Regions from separate parts of the Mus musculus genome. Here region 1 is linked to region 2. The links are chromatin loops, found by intact Hi-C in ENCODE. Cell type or tissue: gastrocnemius. All regions are shown on one strand. Links, peaks and the distances in the headings refer to the core of each region. The heading gives the core; the rest is flanking DNA. Region 1 has its middle 27 kb from the start of A930033H14Rik. Region 2 has its middle 4.5 kb from the start of Gm40685.

Region 1 (4,391 bases), core at 244-4,243, 120 kb after region 2:
ATAGATCTTAAATAATAGATCTGGGCCTTTTTCGGTTATAATTTTGTTTTTATTTAAAGAAGTGTTCCTTCTAGAAGTATTTAAAGGCTTCTCGTTTGGCCAATTTGGGGTAAGTATGATCTCTTTTATGGTTTCTGGGGTGATGATTCATATCTAGACTCCAGCTCTGTGGTAAGGGAGACTGCCCGGAGCTCAAGTCCATAGGAATTTCCAGACTACTCTGGGCTATAGACTAAGACCTTGTGTCAAAGCAAAATAGAATGAAACAACACCAAAAACAAGGGTAAACAATAATCCACAGCTCCACTTGTTACAGTTTGTCCCCTTCCCGTAAATATCACAAATATCACACTGTCCACACTGGGATTCCGTTTCTTTGACTCCTCAGAGTTAGAGCCACTAAAAGAGGCACCTGTTCCAAGGGGCTGGGCGGTATCATTCTCAACATAGCACTAGGCCACCACAAACACTTACCAGCCAGGGTGTTGCAGCTGCGAACATTTCCTAGCATATACATAAAGTTCTGACTGTGACATGGATTGCAACTTGGTATGCAGTATCTGAATGTTCCCACGTCACTTGTCAGACATGTAATCTCCAGCCACAAGATGCACAGACAATCTATCTTGTGGAGACAGGACACAGCACTGGATTTGAGGAAAAGCTATGATAGGAACATCCTCAAATCCACTCAGGGATGTGTGGAGAGATGGTTTTCACTGCCCTGAATTTTGTGTACAAACCCACCCTTCTCAGCCCACATCTGTCAAGACCAGTTCAGATCTGACATCACGCAACCCTTTTGTAGCATATGTGTGGTTTCCTTCTTGCCCTTAATTTCACAGCAGGAAAAAGAATAAAGTCCGTTCAGCAAACAACTTAAACACAGCCAGAGAGATCCCGGAAGATAAATTCACAAGGATCATGGGAAGCTCTTGAGGTACCCTTGCAAACAAACAAACAAACAAACAACAAACAAACAAACAAAAAACCTGCCACCTTGTAAAAGTTGTGTCCTTTGAATAAAAATGTCTCTGAGCAGAAACGAAATATTTAAAGAACAGTGTTAAGACCTCAGCATCTGAAAATTGTACACTCAGGTTCTCGCCTTCATCTTTCTGGGATGCACCCTGTGCTGGTTTGCCACCACCACAACAGGAAGCCCTGTGCACTACCAGAATTGGATGCTGTTCGGAGCTGTGTCTCCCCAGATTGCCATGCTTTACATCGTAAAAGGAACATTTTAAAATTAACGTTGCCACTTACAATCTCCAAATCGAATAGCCATCCTCCGTATATCAAGTCAGTCTGCTACCCTTTCTAGACTAAGCCACCTACCCTTATTTCTTTGTCCTATTCCTTACTAAATCTACCATCAAACCAATTCTTCCATACGTAGTAACCTCAGAGTGAGAACAAGCATGGATAGAGACTTGGCAATGCCTGGAATAGTTTTGATTTCTCCATAAAGGGCAGAAGCTTTGACTTCTTGCTTTCAAGCATCTATATTCTCTACACGCCCACAGGCACAGGGTCACCTGAACCAGTGGCTCTCAGCCTTCGAATGCTGCGTGACCCTTCAATACAGTGCCTCATTTTGTGGTGACCTCCAACCATGAAATTATTTTCATTGCTACTTTGTAACTGTAATTTTGTTGCTGCTGTGGAATGTACCATAAATATCTGGGGTTTCTGATGGTCCTAGGCAACCTCAGTGAGAGGGTGGGAGACCCACAGGTTGAGAAGCACCGGCCTAGGCTATGTGTGTACAGGTCATATATAGAAAGACAAAATGTAAACCTCATATAATTCCATCCCAAACGTTGTGAAATGAACTCTTATTTTGTTTTCTCAGGTTTAGTGGGTTTTCTAGATAGACACAACGGGATAGAAATGATCACACCACTGACAACTTGAAGGAAGCAGTTGCAGGACCTAAGCAGTGGACAGACTGGCGCCAAAGGGTTAGATCCTGGCCTGTGTTTTGGGCCACTGCTGCCCTCTAGGGGACATGTGTGAAATGAGTCAAGTTTCTAGAAAAAAAAAAAAAAAAAAATCAAGACCGAAAATCATTCTATCCCGTCAGCTTTTATGAAAGAAGACAACTAAAAACTCATCAAAACAGGTTCGTGGATTATCTATACGAATGACACAGAAAACAATCCCACAATCCCTCCAGACACGCGCTTTCCCGGGCCATCTGACTGAGACTCACTCTTTGAGAGAAATGCCTTTTTTTTTTTTTTTTTTTTTTTTTTTTTTTTTTTTGTCAAGCCTGGTTCTCCGCAGTATTTTGAGCCTGTTATTTCTTGTCCTGCCAGGGAGCAGCTGCGGACTATGACTAATGTGTTACTCACTGTTTATACGTTCAGCTCTTAGCTTCCAGGGCCCCAGAAACCAGAAACTCCGGCTCCTTCCCTTTTTATGAAGTCAGTTCGTTCCGAGGAAAATATGCAAACATTTCACCAGTTGCCAAATTGATACTTATTTCTGGGCAAGGAGCGTCACTAATTTCACGCATAGGGAAAACATTAACTCATGGTGTTTTTTTTTTTTTTTTTTTAAACACTTGGAAAACTAGGGATACTATCTGCTCTTTTCTTCCTAGATTTCTTAATAATAATTAAAACTTCTATGTGTATGAGTATTTTGTCTCTATACAGCACTTCTATGCCTGGTGTCCCAGAGGACAGAAGAGGGCACTGGATCCCCTGGAACTGGAGTCATGGTTTGTGACCCACCATGTGGGTGCTGGAAACAGAAACCACGGGGCTTTCTGAGGGATCAAAAGGTGCTCTTCAGGCTAAGCTGCTTCTCCAGCCCCCCCTCCCCCAAATCTTGGCCTTAGCGGAGAGTTTAAATGACTCACAGAACTCAAACTTCCCTGTTTGGGGGATAATTTCATGACTTCAGGAAAAGCAGGCTTGTTTCAGTACATCTATCGCCCATCCATTAAGCATTTGCTGAGCTTGTCGTTGCTCAGCAAACACCATGTCAAGGGTGCCAAGCATGTAGGAGAACCCGAGCATACAGGAGAAAGAAGGTACCATTTAGGAAGCCTGGATCTTTGGTCTTTAAGTTGATTTGAAAGTAATAAACGGATTCAACAGAAACCACACTTTTTTTGAACCTTTGTGTTTTTCACAACACAACATTCAATGCTCTTTCGTAATGGCAGGCATCGGCAGTGTGGAGGCCAGTCAGTAGTGGGTAATGGCAGTCAAGCACTATGCTGCACAGTACCGAGTGGGTGTGGTGGTTTGAATATGCTTGGCCCATGGGAAGTGGCACTATGAGGAGGTGTGGCCTGGCTGGTGGAAGTACATCACTGTGTAGGTGGGCTTTGAGGTCTCCTAGCCTTCATGCTCCACTCAGTGCAGAAGAGACCCTACTCCTGGCTGCCTACAAAAGAATCCAGGGCTGCCTGCTGATCAGATAGAGATGTAGAACTCCCGGCTCCCCCAGCACCATGTCTACCTGGATGCTGCCATGCTTCCACAGTGATGATAATGGGCTGAACCTCTAAAACCATAAGCCAGCCCCAGTTAAATATTTGCCTTTGTAAGGGCTGCCTTGATCATATGTCTCTTAACCGCAATAAAACCCAAACTAAGACCGTTGGGAAGCCGTGAGATTCAAGTGTGTTCGCATGCATGTGTGCTGATGGAGGCCCTGGATTATTATGGGGTGTCTTCTGCCATGGCTCTCCACCTTGTTTTTTGAGACAGGGTTTCTCACTGCACTTGAAGTTCGGTGCTCTAGGCTAGGCTGTCTGGCCATGAAGCCCCATCTCTTCAGCGCTAGGAAAAACAGGCACCGTAGTCATGCCTGGATTTTGCATAGGTATTGGGAGCTGAACTTGGTAAGCATTTTACTGAGCCATCTCCTTATCTTTAAATGCACTTGGACCTACATTATTTTCAACTTAAGCCAAGGGCATCACATTTTACTCCTGTACATTTCATGGGATCCAGTAAGTATTGTTGAAACAACTTGTTTTACGTCTATAATCTACTCGGCTTCAAGAATTCTGAGAATAAATACAATTGTGGGACTGGAGAGATGGCTCAGTGGTTAAGAGCACTGACTGCTCTTCCAGAGGTCCTGAGTTCAATTTCCAACAACCTTATGGTGTCTCACAACCATCTGTAATGGGACCTGATGCCCTTTTCTGGTGTGTCTGAAGAGAGCTACAGTGTACTCATGTAAAGTAAGTAAATAAATAAATAAATAAATCTCTAAAAAAAAATACAATTGCTTTTTTTTTTTTTTTTGTACTGCTAGGATCCAGAATGATTGATTCTTTGTTATCTATTAGTAGTCCTTTTGGTGAGTATTATTATCCCAGGTTTATAGATGATGAACAGCATGACTGACTTAGGGAGGATTAT
Region 2 (4,391 bases), core at 297-4,296:
ATGCTCAAAGCCCACCTCTGATAAAGTCATTTCTCCTGTGAGGCTGTGCCACTTAAACTTCCTCCAAACAGTGCTACCAAGTTGAGACTAAGGGTTCTATGGGGGACATTTGTCATTTAAACCACCACACATAGAAAGCACCTTGTCTACTGAGTCAATTCACCAGAGATAGAGAGATGGGAGGAGGGAGGAAGGAGGGACAGGGAGGGGAAGGGAAGGGGAAAGGAAGGAGGGAGGGGGAATGGAGGAAGGGAGGGAGGGAAGGAGAGAGAGAGATAGAGAGAGAGAGAGAGAGAAGGCAAGGAGCCTATATTTATTTATACTCACTCCTCCGGTCATGCTGACCTGAAATGGGAACTGAGTGGAAACCATGAGACAAATATATAAACTAAGTGGCTTAGGCTCAAACTTCTCTGACCCCCAACAGCACATAAATCACAGACCTCAGCTGACTGACTCAGCAGGTCTGCTCGAGGCCTGAGAGCCAGGACTTGAGGCAAGCTTTCTGCTCCTCAGAACACGCTTTGGGGAAGTGAGGAATTAGGAGATGGGGGCGGGGAGGGGCATAGTAGAAACTTCCGGGTAATGGACCATCCATTGCTGGCCCATCTGTTTCCAGCCAGTAACATTTGGAAAGCTATGGGACATGGTGGAAAGAGATGAGGATTTTTCGTGGTGTCTGTCTGCATGGCTGAATCTCAAAGAGCCGTTATTGATCTTGGACAAGATAGAAGGCTTGGAAGGGTTTGGTTCCACTTGTTCAGCTTTGTCTTCAGCCTAGGGGCGATGCGCCTCATCTGTGCTTAAGATGTGTATAGACTGTCAGTGTAGAAATGGCTCCTAACCAACCCTTCTGGCTAGGCTGAGGGATGCCTTGTCAGAAGTAGCAAGGCTTGCAGGACCAGATCTGTAGCTGGAGTCAGGCTCAACACTGGATCCTCTGCGTATTTATTCCCTGACCCTTGCTCAGAAGAAGGTTGGTTTTCTAGTCCCATACTCTTTGATATTTAAAGTCAGGATGATCAACCTGCAGTATCTTCACTATCCGGTCCTGGAAGTTGTCTTCCTCTCCATCCCGGCCTTCCAAAATGTAGGTTTTAGTAGGTTCCAAATGTGGGCATGTGAGAAGCACTACCCTTCACGGGTGCCAAGCAGATCATTGAAATGAATGCTTGGGTGGTGAGTTCCGAGTATACCATAAATATTAACTCTATCCTCCACCAGAGAGGGCACTACATACACTTCTCTTGCCTTATCTGAATCAAAAACACCCTCTGGTATTCATGATGGTGACAGGCACCCTATCATGTAAGTTTTCACTCCATCTGGCCAGCTGGAAGGTCACTAGATGCTCTTTCTCAGGCTCAGTAGACACACAGGCATAGCCAACCTTTTGCTTCCACACCAGGACACTTTTGGTTACAAAGTTCACACTCAAGAACTATGGAGTTGGGGGCTGGAGAGATGGCTCAGTGGTTAAGAGCACTGATTGCTCTTCCGAAGGTCCTGAGTTCCAATCCCAGCAACCACATGGTGGCTCACAACCATCTGTAATGAGATCTGATGCCTTCTTCTGGTGTGTCTGAAGACAGCTTCCGTGTACTTACATATAATAAAAAAATTTAAAAAAAGAAGAACTATGCAATTGAGAAACTAGAAAAAGTTACACACACAAAAATTTCAATATTTTAAGTAACTTTTAAATGTTGCCTTGGACTGGGGATTGGACTTGTGTATTTTATTGCAAAACCCACCTCCTTTCCAGGACACCCCACATGTTTTTGAGTAAATAAAGTCCCTGGGGAGAGGCACTCATTGCAGAGGCTTCAAGGCCTAAACAGATTCCATTTCTGACCCACAGTGAGTATTTCCAGAGTTGGGAGCTGACCAGAGCAGACTTGACCAATAGTCTGTGGAGTGTTACTCCCCAGTGTTGGGAGCTGATGGTCTTCTGGGAATGTGTGGAAGAGTGTCTCCATTTGCTATGGGTTCCTCTCGAAACTCATCTTGGAACATCTTTTTGTTGTTGTTGTTTCTTTTGTTTTTGTTTTTTTCCCAGACAGGGTTTCTCTGTGTAGCCCTGGCTGTCCTGGAACTCACTCTGTAGACCAGGCTGGCCTCAAACTCAGAAATCCACCTGCCTCTGCCTTCCAAATGCTGGGAATAAAGGTGTGTGCTACCACTGCTCGGTTATGGAATGTCTTGCTTTCCAAGGAAACATAGCAGGGGGACCCAGTATCCCGCACTCCCTAGCCCCGTGTGATGCCCAAACCAGGGCAGACTCCTCAGTAAATAAACAGAAGCGCTCAGGCATGCAAGCCAGTGGCATCAAAGCTGCAGTGCACCGAGAACACTGGAATGAACATCAGAGAGTGCAGACAACCCTGGAAAAAGCTTTCCCTCTTGTGATTCCCAAGAAGGCAAGGCGACTCTGGCAGATCTGCTCTCATACCAGCAGGGGGCGACAAGGACTCCACAGACACCAAGGGAGTCCTTGAGTGTGGCTTCTCAGGGGACAGTGATCTCAGCTAGCCAAGGGGCTTGCAGGGAGAAGGACCTTCAGGATTACTTAAGGAGGGACTTTCCTGCAGGTAGATTACTTGTGTAAACAGTTTTTCTTAAAAAGAAAATACCACAGACTCCTGGGCCGCCCCTTCTCGTCAATGATTCTGACTTGGGGAATCTGTAGTTTTCAACATTCCTTGGGTGACTCTAATTTTGAAAGGTTTAGAGGGAGTGACATCTTGCTTCCTCAGAAACGATCAGAAACGAGGACAGAGGCTGTGACCTTTAGTGACCATTTTTTGGAAGACTCAAAGTCATCACGGTCTGGCTTTCATAGCTTACTTCCCAGTAGTCCCTAGGGACAGGGATAGTGTGATGCCTGGGGCCGTGACTGGACCTTCTTTCTGCCCCTAGTAAGGCAGGGTTCGAACGCCCCTGACTAACATCCCACAGACCTAGTCGAGCTGCTTATCCATCTCAACTGGGAGCCTGGGTTATCTCACTCTATGCTACATGCTTTGATGACCTCATAATTCACACAGCGTGGTTTTGGGTGGAAATGAGACCAGCTTCTCTCTTGCTCATTGTGCCTGGAGCCTGGGACCGTTATACAAAGCCAAATCCAAGTGTCTTTGGGTGAAGGAAACTGACTCAGCCCAGGAGAGATGCTCTGTAAGAGGTGGTATCAAACGAACTCTACTACATTTTATCCAGGGAAGATACAGGTCTCTGAAGCTGGGCTCCATGCTGCATTGCTGTGAGGCCTCTTTCTGAACTCGGTGTACCAAACTGCACCCAAAACAGAGAAGCCAGGCCCCACTTAGCTCACATTTTCTTTTTACTACTGGTGCCTGCGGGCTCTGTGGCGCCGCCTCGTGGCTGGAGGGTATAATAGCACGATCGGACCTTCGGCTTAAACTGCTTATTCGGATATCATGAGCACACATCTTGTCTACGTTTCCCTATTTGTTTCTGTGTCCCAGGCCGAAAAGCTGTGAGCAACCAGATTTACAGGCTCAGGATTGTATCCGGGAGGAGGAGCCTGAGTAACTTTCTCCCACCCTCGGTCACCGTGATGGACGGCTTTGATCTCTCTGCCTCTGATCCTGATCTCTGAGCCCCCAGCCTGTTCTGTGTCCTACAGGCTCAAATTGATAACCCAAGTGAGTGGCGGGTTCCAGGATGAAGGTCCCTTCCGCTATTCTAATTTTTGCATTTACAACCCAGACACTGGAGGGCAAGGCAGGAGGTTTTCTGTAGTTAACCTCTTTCAAACAGCCTTCAAAATGGGTGAGTAAAGAAATATCCAACACCAACTGGCGTGTGGGAACTCTCCAAATCTGCCAAGCCCATGTGGGCCTGACTTAAGGCTCATCTCCTGGTAACTGCAGATGCAGTGAACTTTGGATGACTCCAGAATCCCATCCCGGGTTAAACTTTAGCCAGCCGTCAGGGTGGTAATTCGATGCACCCTCTGTTAAAAGGACCCTGAAACCTAACGCAGAGCCTCTGCGTACAGCGATAAGAGGCTTTGGAGGTGAGAGGGAAGGCATGTAGGCAAAGGATTCCAGTTGACAAGAGGAGTGCTTATCAGTAAGGAGAAGGGCACCAGGGTAGATTGCACTCAGAAATACCTGAAATTGTGTGACACAAGCCAAAGAAACTAGCCTTGAACTCAGAAGCCCTGAGCTGGCTCTGTCTAGCCTGGGGGTGGGGGAGGGGAAGTCTATATTTTATATGGATCTTGGGATCCTTGGAAGTCAATGCAGGGGGCACGTGGTGGTGGTGGTGGGGACAAGTCCCTAAGTTAGTTCAGGGCCCCACCTTGATACTAATCCTTTGAGTTAGAGAGTCTCCCTGGGTCTGCTCTCTCTAACACAAAGCTT

The links. Peaks named below come from ENCODE experiments on the same cell type or tissue, not always from the same donor. Only the 100,000 strongest peaks of a DNase experiment are listed, where the experiment ranks them.
Region 1: a loop joins it to region 2, with 8 times the contacts of the local background. A loop is called at or near these places in 32 of 42 quality-filtered maps.

The regions. Positions count from the first base shown.
Region 1 is chr10:69,184,024-69,188,414 of GRCm38, reverse strand. It overlaps a transcript of Rhobtb1 not described here. Among named protein-coding and RNA genes, the nearest start is that of A930033H14Rik, 27 kb to the left of the region's middle. In gastrocnemius, for the core only: a CTCF peak has its summit at 2,008 (motif pointing left); DNase peaks (open chromatin) are centred at 1,990 and 2,310; H3K4me3 peaks cover 913 bases; H3K27ac peaks cover 1,823 bases.
Region 2 is chr10:69,305,388-69,309,778 of GRCm38, reverse strand. No RefSeq gene overlaps it. Among named protein-coding and RNA genes, the nearest start is that of Gm40685, 4.5 kb to the left of the region's middle. In gastrocnemius, for the core only: CTCF peaks have their summits at 1,663, 2,459 (motif pointing right) and 3,375 (motif pointing left); DNase peaks (open chromatin) are centred at 2,452 and 3,397; H3K27ac peaks cover 4,000 bases.